Linked DNA regions of Homo sapiens: region 1 is linked to region 2. A link is a contact called in ENCODE Hi-C or POLR2A ChIA-PET data. All regions are on one chromosome and are shown on one strand. Each heading gives the region's core, a stretch centred on a gene start or an enhancer-like site at or near the end of the contact. The rest is flanking DNA. Distances are from core to core; before and after follow the strand shown.

Region 1 (4,171 bases), core at 16-2,515, 900 kb before region 2:
ATTTTAAAATAAAATGTGAAATATTTAGCCAGGTACAGTGGCTCACACCTATAATCCCAGCATTTTGGGAGGCCAAAGCAGGAAGATTGCTTGAGACAAGGAATTCGAGACTAGTCTGGACAACATTACAAGACCCTGTCTCTTCAAAAAATTGAGAAAATTAGCCAGGTGTGGTGGCACACACCTGTAGTCCCAGCTACATGGGAGGCTGGGACAAGAGGCTTGCTTGAGCCTGAGAGATCAAGGTTGCACCAAGCTGGGATTGTGCCACTGGACTCCAGCCTGGATGGCAAAGCAAGACCCTATCTCTAAAATCTAAAAAGAATTAAAAGTAATAATATAACATATTTTTCTCTAGTGTCTTGAAAAGATTAAAAATTTGACAGACTGGAGTTGCCAAGTATTAATAATGGGTACGTTTATCTTATAGTGAAGGAGTGCAAATTGATATAAACTTTCTGATGAGAAAATTTGAAAAAATGTATTAAGATATAAAATGTTCAGCAATCACATTTCTGGGGCATCTTGTGGAAAAAAAGATCACAAATGGAAATCATTGTAGACAGAAAGATATCCATGATTGTTTTCATAATTGTGAAAAATGTACAGCAAACCATATTTCATCAATGTGAAATTGGTTTATGTGAAACACAGCACAGATATAAAATGGAATAGTATGCAGTCAGTGAAATGCTGATGCAGACGAATTGACAGTGGTTATTTCTGGTGGTGGAATTTCAAGCTTTTTTTTTAACTTTCTTTACACATGCTGAGATGATTGAATTTTTATACTTAACATTTATATTCTAAAAAATAAAAGCTTTACAAAAATCATACTTTTAATAACCATTCAAAGGCTATATCATATTATACTAAATATAGCAGCCAACAGTCCAATATATTGCTCAATGACTTACAAAATAATGGAGATCCTCACTTTGCTAGCTCTTCAAATGTGGATGTAGCCTTAACCTTGAATTAATTGAATGTTAGAATGTAATCTGTGTGTATTCCATAAGGCTAATATGAATTTTATGCCTGCTATTCAGAGTTGTAGTTTCTTTTATTGTGCTTTTGGCAGTCTAAGCAATAATTATAGATATCTCTTATAAAAACCTCTGAACTCCTGCCTGGATTTATAATACTATTCATGTTGATCTGGAATTCTTTTGAATAGCTTTGTACATGATTAACCGGAATAACAAATGAGTCATCGCATAACACACAGTGCAGAAATGAGGCTGTATCTTTTCAGGAACAAGTAGTCCCTATTGCCTTATGATCTGGGGATAGCTACTTAGCCTCTAGACTCATACTCAGTTTCAAAACAAGAATGTTTAACTCGTGTCAAAAAGCTAAGGGTGTTTTGTTCATAACTTTTTTCTTGTGAATGATTTGAGTTTCGACAGAGCTGAATGAACAGCAACATAGTGAATGTTGACCCTGAGATACCAAAAAATCCACATTCAACAGTAGATTTATAACCAGCTTGTCTTCGAATTTTAAAGACTGTAAATAAGGCCGGGCACAGTGGCTCATGCCTGTAATCCCAGCACTTTGGGAGGCTGAGGCGGGTGTATCACGAGGTCAGGAGTTTGAGACCAGCCTGGCCAATATGTTGAAATCCCATCTCTACTAAAAATACAAAAATTAGACGGGCGTGGTGGCGCACGCCTGTAGTTCCAGCTACTCGGAAGCCTGAGGCAGAAGAATCACTTGAACTTGGGAGGCAGAGGTTGCAGTAAGCCAAGATTGCACCACTGCACTCCAGCCTGGGCGACAGAGCAAGACTCTGTCTCAAAAAAACAACAAAAAAAAAAAGACTATAAATAAGGTATATTCAATATAAATCATTGAGCAAGTTTATTTTTGTTTCCTCATCTTGGGGAAATTTGTTAGCTTTTCTGGATAATTCTCAAAGATCCTATGTAGCTATTTTGTCTTACTGCAAAATACCATTATAGTTTAGCCATATGAAAAGTATAGTTTTAATAAAATCCTCTTCAACAATATTGCTAAAACCTTGCTTCCTTTTTTTAGTGCCAATGAGTCAGTTACTGTGTATTATTTCATCAGTGTGTTTTAACACTATTTGATAAAATTTAGACTCATGAAAAATCACGTAGTTCTTACATTCATCCACCATCTGAATTTAGAAGACATAAAAGCTAAACACTAAGTAAGAATCAATCAGAAATTAATATTAATTATCTTCCACATTCATCCAACTGATTCAAATGGATTAATTTCAATGAACTTCCCATTCAGAAGGTTCACGGATGTCTCTTTCATTCATTCTCTTCTGGTTTTACAATTGATCACAATTTCCTTTTGGCCGTTTTGCCAACCAGGTAACATTTCTTGAGAAAAACCTTTCCTTGGCCTTGGTGTTTCTTCAACTGTACCATCTCATGTCATTCATCTCCTGGAAATGCCAAAGAGAAATAATGAATGCTTCCGTTTCCTCACCCCTCTCTGTCAGATGATTAATGCACTCGTAAAGATTAAGTATCATGGTATAGTCTTACCTTTTTTGTTGGAGCTCTCTCTTAAAAGGCTGTTAGTCTGCAGCAAGTCTCTTGTAGTTTTCTTCCACTCTAGTTTCTTTAACACACACCCCCTGGGTTACTTAAGTTTTCTCTGTTTACTTAGCTTCTTTCGCTCTTTTTTTCTGCCTTTGCTTCTTCCTACTCACCCACTAAAGGCATCGATCTCCCCAGACTGAATCCCAGAAACATGCTTTCCAATTCCGTTGTTATCAGCCTTTCCCCAGTTTTTCAAACATTAACTATTACCTACTCCTCTGACTTGCGTGTTTTATTTTTTCATCATGGACTGTTACCAACTATTTCTCCATTGTATCTTTCATGTATTTTATTTTCCATTTCTATAGCCACTAACAGCATTTGTTCATTTATAGGCTTGTACAGAGTTCTAATCATACTAACAATACATTTCATAAAGCTCCAGATTGCTACGTCTCTTCTTCTGAGGCACTTCACAGTCATCTGCTATGAAAGCTCTATGAATATGAGAAAGAAAAACTCTCAATAGTTGAAGTTTACTGAAAATAAATTAAACCCTCTAGTATCAATTATTTTTTAACAAACTCTTTCAAATTCTGGTACCATCTTTTTTTTCAGCAGATACTCTGTACTTCAGCCAAGACACTTTATGGAACAACAATATTAAATTACGCCATCCCCATTCCTAATAGGGGTGTAATTTAAAAATACTGGTCTGGAAAATAGTTGGTCTTACCCTCTACCATCTAACAACTTTAACTCCTTTTGGAAACTAATTTGTCCATAAATAAAATTTATTTCTATTAAAGGTATTGTTGGGAATTTGCATGCACAAGATACTGTGTTTTCAGGGACACAAAAAATACGAATGACAAAAATATTACTATATATGATAGAATTGGATGCTAATAAATGTTGCTATGAAAAAAATATAACTACCAGCTACACCATGTGTTACTAGGAAGACCAGGCACAGGGAAATCCTTCCTAACCCTCAGACATCATGGTACACATAGAAAATAATCATATCATTTCTATTTAATATTACATATTGGTGTCAATGGAAGAGACTGCACATGACCAGAGGTGACCAGCCTGGGAGTTCCAGCAAATCACCCTGCTTCTGGTCACCCAAAGCTGAGGTGATCGATATGTGGAGCCCAGTTGTAGTTACTCAACACACTTCTGCACAACCCACTGCTAACTGGAAAGCTCTGGTGCCGGAGTCCTCAGAAGAATTAATACCATTCCCTTTGGGTAATCATGGAATTAAGATTTGAAAAGCCATTGAAGTAATTTTGTTTTTTATCCTTTTAAGTGCCATAGAAGGAGGATAAACCCTCTGGTGAGTAAATATTCAGAGTAAATAAAAAGCAAATTATGTTGGCAAAGAAGGGAGTAATTTTCTGGATTAAGGAAGATTTGGTTGCTATTTGCTCATAGCTAGTTATGTTGAATACTTTATGCCTTCCTAGAAATTTTACATTTAACCTTTTATCTTTAACTTTTATTTTAAAATATTACATAAGGTCGATAATTAATTTTTTTCATTCCCTTTACCCTATTTACTCTGTTTTTCAGCACCTAAAAAGTGAACTGCCATATAATCCAGCAATCCCACTGCTGAGTATATACCCAAAAGAAAG
Region 2 (3,843 bases), core at 467-2,966:
TGGTGAAACCCTGTCTCTACTAAAATACAGCAATTAGCCGGGTGTGGAGGTGCACGCCTGTAATCCCAGCTACTCGGGAGGCTGAGGCAGGAGAATCACTTGAACCTGGGAGACAGAGGTTGCAGTGAGCCAAGATCCAGTGCTTTGGCAACAGAGAAAGACTCACACAAAATTAAAAAAAAAAAAAAAATTAAAAACCAAGCAGTGATGCTGCTACTTTATAGTATGAGAGGCTCTTCTGAATACCCATCAACTTCAGAGTATTTGGATTTGAGGTTGGCAGGGCAGTTGATAATTTCATTCACAGATGAAGAAGCTTGAGGTTCAGAGACATTAGTTATCTCACCCAAGATCACCAAACCAGTTAATTGCGGAGTCATGATTAGATCCCAGGTCTATAGTACAAGAATGCTTACCACTTCATCACAGGGTCTCATTAGCATATGCACAAAAACATAAATTCATTTCATCTTTATGCTGGCTCACGCATGTGCAGGCACACACATACAGAGTTAAAACTTGAATACTCTCATGATAATGGCATCACTGCAACCACGGTGGAATCAGCGACAATAGACAATTAGATGCGGTTTCAGGGTAATTTTTTTGATCCCAGTTTGAAATTTTTTTTTCTTAAAAAAATGTATTCACCTGCCATGTAACAACTGTATCAAAGGGATATAATTGCTGTAACATAGCAAAGAACTGTGGCTTACATTTAATTTGTTTGAATTATTTGAAATGAGCAATCATCCCCCAGATGCTGGCATCAGGAATACGATATAGTAGCTACCTGGTGGCTATCTGGTGCAGCACCGTTTCCATTCAATTCATAACCATCCACCTCCTGGGTGTCACTCTTCAGTTATCTACCTGATATATCATTGGGCTGTTTACCCCAGGCTGATCTAAAACTGATACAAGTATACATTCCTAACTTGAATCACTTAGCAATAGCATACTTCTCTATTAAATCACCCAGCCAAAAATGTTTCCTCTTGAGTAGTAAAAATAATAGCAGCAACAATTTTTACATTATTCAAAAAACTGAGGCTCTAGCCTTTGCTTACAAAGAAGTGAATGAGCTGAAATCCTCTAAAAATGGCTTTCTCACTTTTAGCCTCTTAATTAGAAAGTTATCGTTAAAAATAAATTCTAGTTCTAAGAATCTGACCATCATTTGTTCAAAACCAGCATATCACAGAATTAGCAAAAAATCATTTGGTTTGTCTTCTTTACCTTCACAACTTGAGGCAACAGCAGCAGATTTTTAGCATATGGAAATATTCCAGGTTTTTCCCTCCAGTTCCCCTTGTGGAGAGGCACGCCACAAAATGGAACAGAGGGCAGAAGTGAGTGTCTTGCTCTAGCTCTGCTGCCCACTTGTCTTTGCACCTATGAAATGAACATATACTCCCAACTCTCAGGTCCCCTGCAGCTCTAAAACACAATTCTCTGATATAATCTGCAAAGTAAGTTTGAGACCCTGTAAAACTATGACATTGAAGAGTTTACAAAAAAGGTTCCAAATTTTATTTGTTTTTGAGATGGAATCTCGCTCTGTCACCCAGGCTGGAGTGCAGTGGCGCAATCTCCTCTCCCTGCAACCGCCGCCTACCAGGTTCAAGCGATTCTTCTGCTTCAGCCTCCCAAGTAGCTGGCACTGTAGGCACACTCTACCATGCCCGGCTAATTTTTAGCAGAGACAGGGTTTCACCATATTGGCCAGGCTAGTCTCGAAATCTTGACCTCGTGATCCACCTGCCTCGGCCTCCCAAAGTGCTGGGATTACAGGCATGAGCCACCTCACCAGGCTCGGTTTCAAATTTTAAAATTGCATGTTTGTTTTCTTACTATGCATTTCCCTAATTCTACTCTTAAAATGTATTATTTTTTGTTTGTTTTTTCCTATATATTTCAAACTATAAAATCAGCTTAAAAACCAAGGGCTCCCCAATGATTTGCTACTGACCAGGAGATCAGGCCCAGTCTCTACAATGACCTCTCCTGCACTAAAGCAAAAGCGAGGTGCTTACTTAAGGCCAGCTACTTATTCAATCCCGGGGCCAACCTTTCTCAGCTGGAACTTAACCAGCCCCAGTACTCACAAAGCCCAGCTCACATTCACTGCATGTCTTCACTTACAGATATAAATGCCTGCACACACATGCCCTTTACTTACATTGTGACCATTATGTGGAGCCACTTTATGGATGTAACTGCATTTTGATGTTTTATTTTTTAAGACAGGGTCTCACTGTTGCCCAAGGTGGAGCGCAGTAGCATGATCATAACACTGCAGCCTTGACCTCCTGGGCTCAAGCAATCCTCGCTCCTTAGCGTCCCAAGTAGCTGGGACTACAGGCACACACCACCACATCCGACTAATTATGTTCTTTCCGATACTTCAATATCTGCTTATCTGCTAAGCAGAATATGACACATTCTGCTTATAATAAATAATGTGATATAAATCTTACAATCGATTCATTTCCCCAGCCTCAAAATTTAGTTCTACAAAAATATTAGACTAATACATGAAGCAACTTTATGAACATAATTTATTTTGTTAGACTTGATAGGATTGCCGGATTTTCAAACTAGAGTTTCCGCATCAAGAAACTGAAGACGAAAACATTAAGTGCAGTCCTTTTCTTGCTAATTGTAAGAATTCTAGATAAATCACTTCTGCAATATATTTTTTAAAAATTCATCACAGATTTTCAAACACTGTTACTGCTAAAGCACAGTAATAAACAGTTTAGAGCTTGGTGGCTCACGCCTGTAATCCCAGCACTTTGGGAGGCCGAGGCGGTCAGATCATGGGGTCAAGAGCCGAGGCGGTCAGATCATGGGGTCAAGAGTTCAAGATCAGCCTGGCCAACATGGTGAAACCCCGTCTCTACTAAAAATACAAAAATTAGCCGGGCGTGGTGGCGGGCGCCTGTAATCCCAGCTACTCGGGAGGCTGAGGGAGGAGAACTGTTTGAACCCAGGAGGCAGAGGTTGCAGTGAGCCGAGAGCACGCCACTGCATTCCAGCCTGGGTGACAGAGCGAGACTCCAACTGAAAAAAAAAAAAGAAAAAAGAAATAAAAGAGCTTAGTTTCAGCTAAGTGAAAACTTCAATTTATCAGTTTTCTAAGTAATGGCACTGTTTAAAATTAAAAGACACACCTGTGTTTAAAAACATAGCTATTTGTGTTAAATGACAATCAGCCACATATGATTATACTCAGCTTTCTTTTAAACTAAAATCACTCAATCAAATACAGTCGTTATCCTGAACACACCAAAGCAGCACTTAGGGACAAGAAATCATTCCTATCTATTGTGCCCTGCATGGAGTACAAGAACTATATATGTGGGGACTTTTAAAAGGGTAACTAACGGGGTGGGGAGTTTACCTATATAATTCCATAAATGCCAAAATTTTCCAAGAGCTGAGATGAGCACTGGTAGTTTTTCTCTGCTTATGAATTGATACCCTTTGGTATAAGGACTGACAAGAAACTATACTATTTAAGTAAAGCAATTTTATCTTCCTAAATCTCCTTCCCAACAATGACAGTAAAGTAAAATTAAGCACCTTGGCAGCAAGTACTACAAATAACATGACATGTTTTTAAGTTGTTTTTAAGAAAACATATAAGTGCCTTTTCCTCTAAGGGCACAAAACTATCAACAATCACACAACTGCTTCATTTCTTAAAATTATTAGACAATATTTCTAATGTCACTTTCAGATTTTCATTTTTTTTTAAACCATGTGCACATACCCTATCTTTGAGAAACTAGAAATCAAAAAAGGAGGTAAGATGTCAACATGTTTAATTCAACAAAC

What was found. A loop is a pair of places that touch in the nucleus more often than their neighbours do. ChIA-PET counts read pairs that join two places held with the same protein, here RNA polymerase II (POLR2A). Pooled maps may share reads with other maps.
Region 1: a pooled map shows a loop between it and region 2 (2.0-fold over the local background). The contact joins two enhancer-like sites. A Hi-C loop is called at or near these places in 3 of 168 maps with a recorded cell type or tissue (K562, endothelial cell of umbilical vein and sigmoid colon) and 4 of 50 pooled maps. POLR2A ChIA-PET finds 5 or more read pairs at or near these places in 1 of 52 experiments (BJ).

Annotation. Positions count from the first base shown.
Region 1 is chr6:164,319,810-164,323,980 of GRCh38, reverse strand. No RefSeq gene overlaps it. Among named protein-coding and RNA genes, the nearest start is that of MEAT6, 500 kb to the left of the region's middle. Within about 2 kb of position 1,265, at least 2 of the 41 ENCODE cell types and tissues checked have a DNase peak (open chromatin) inside an H3K27ac peak, as active enhancers do.
Region 2 is chr6:163,420,989-163,424,831 of GRCh38, reverse strand. The region is part of intron 1 of QKI (QKI, KH domain containing RNA binding); the gene reads right to left. Among named protein-coding and RNA genes, the nearest start is that of QKI, 8.2 kb to the right of the region's middle. RefSeq lists a silencer at 1,411-1,655. Within about 2 kb of position 1,716, at least 8 of the 41 ENCODE cell types and tissues checked have a DNase peak (open chromatin) inside an H3K27ac peak, as active enhancers do.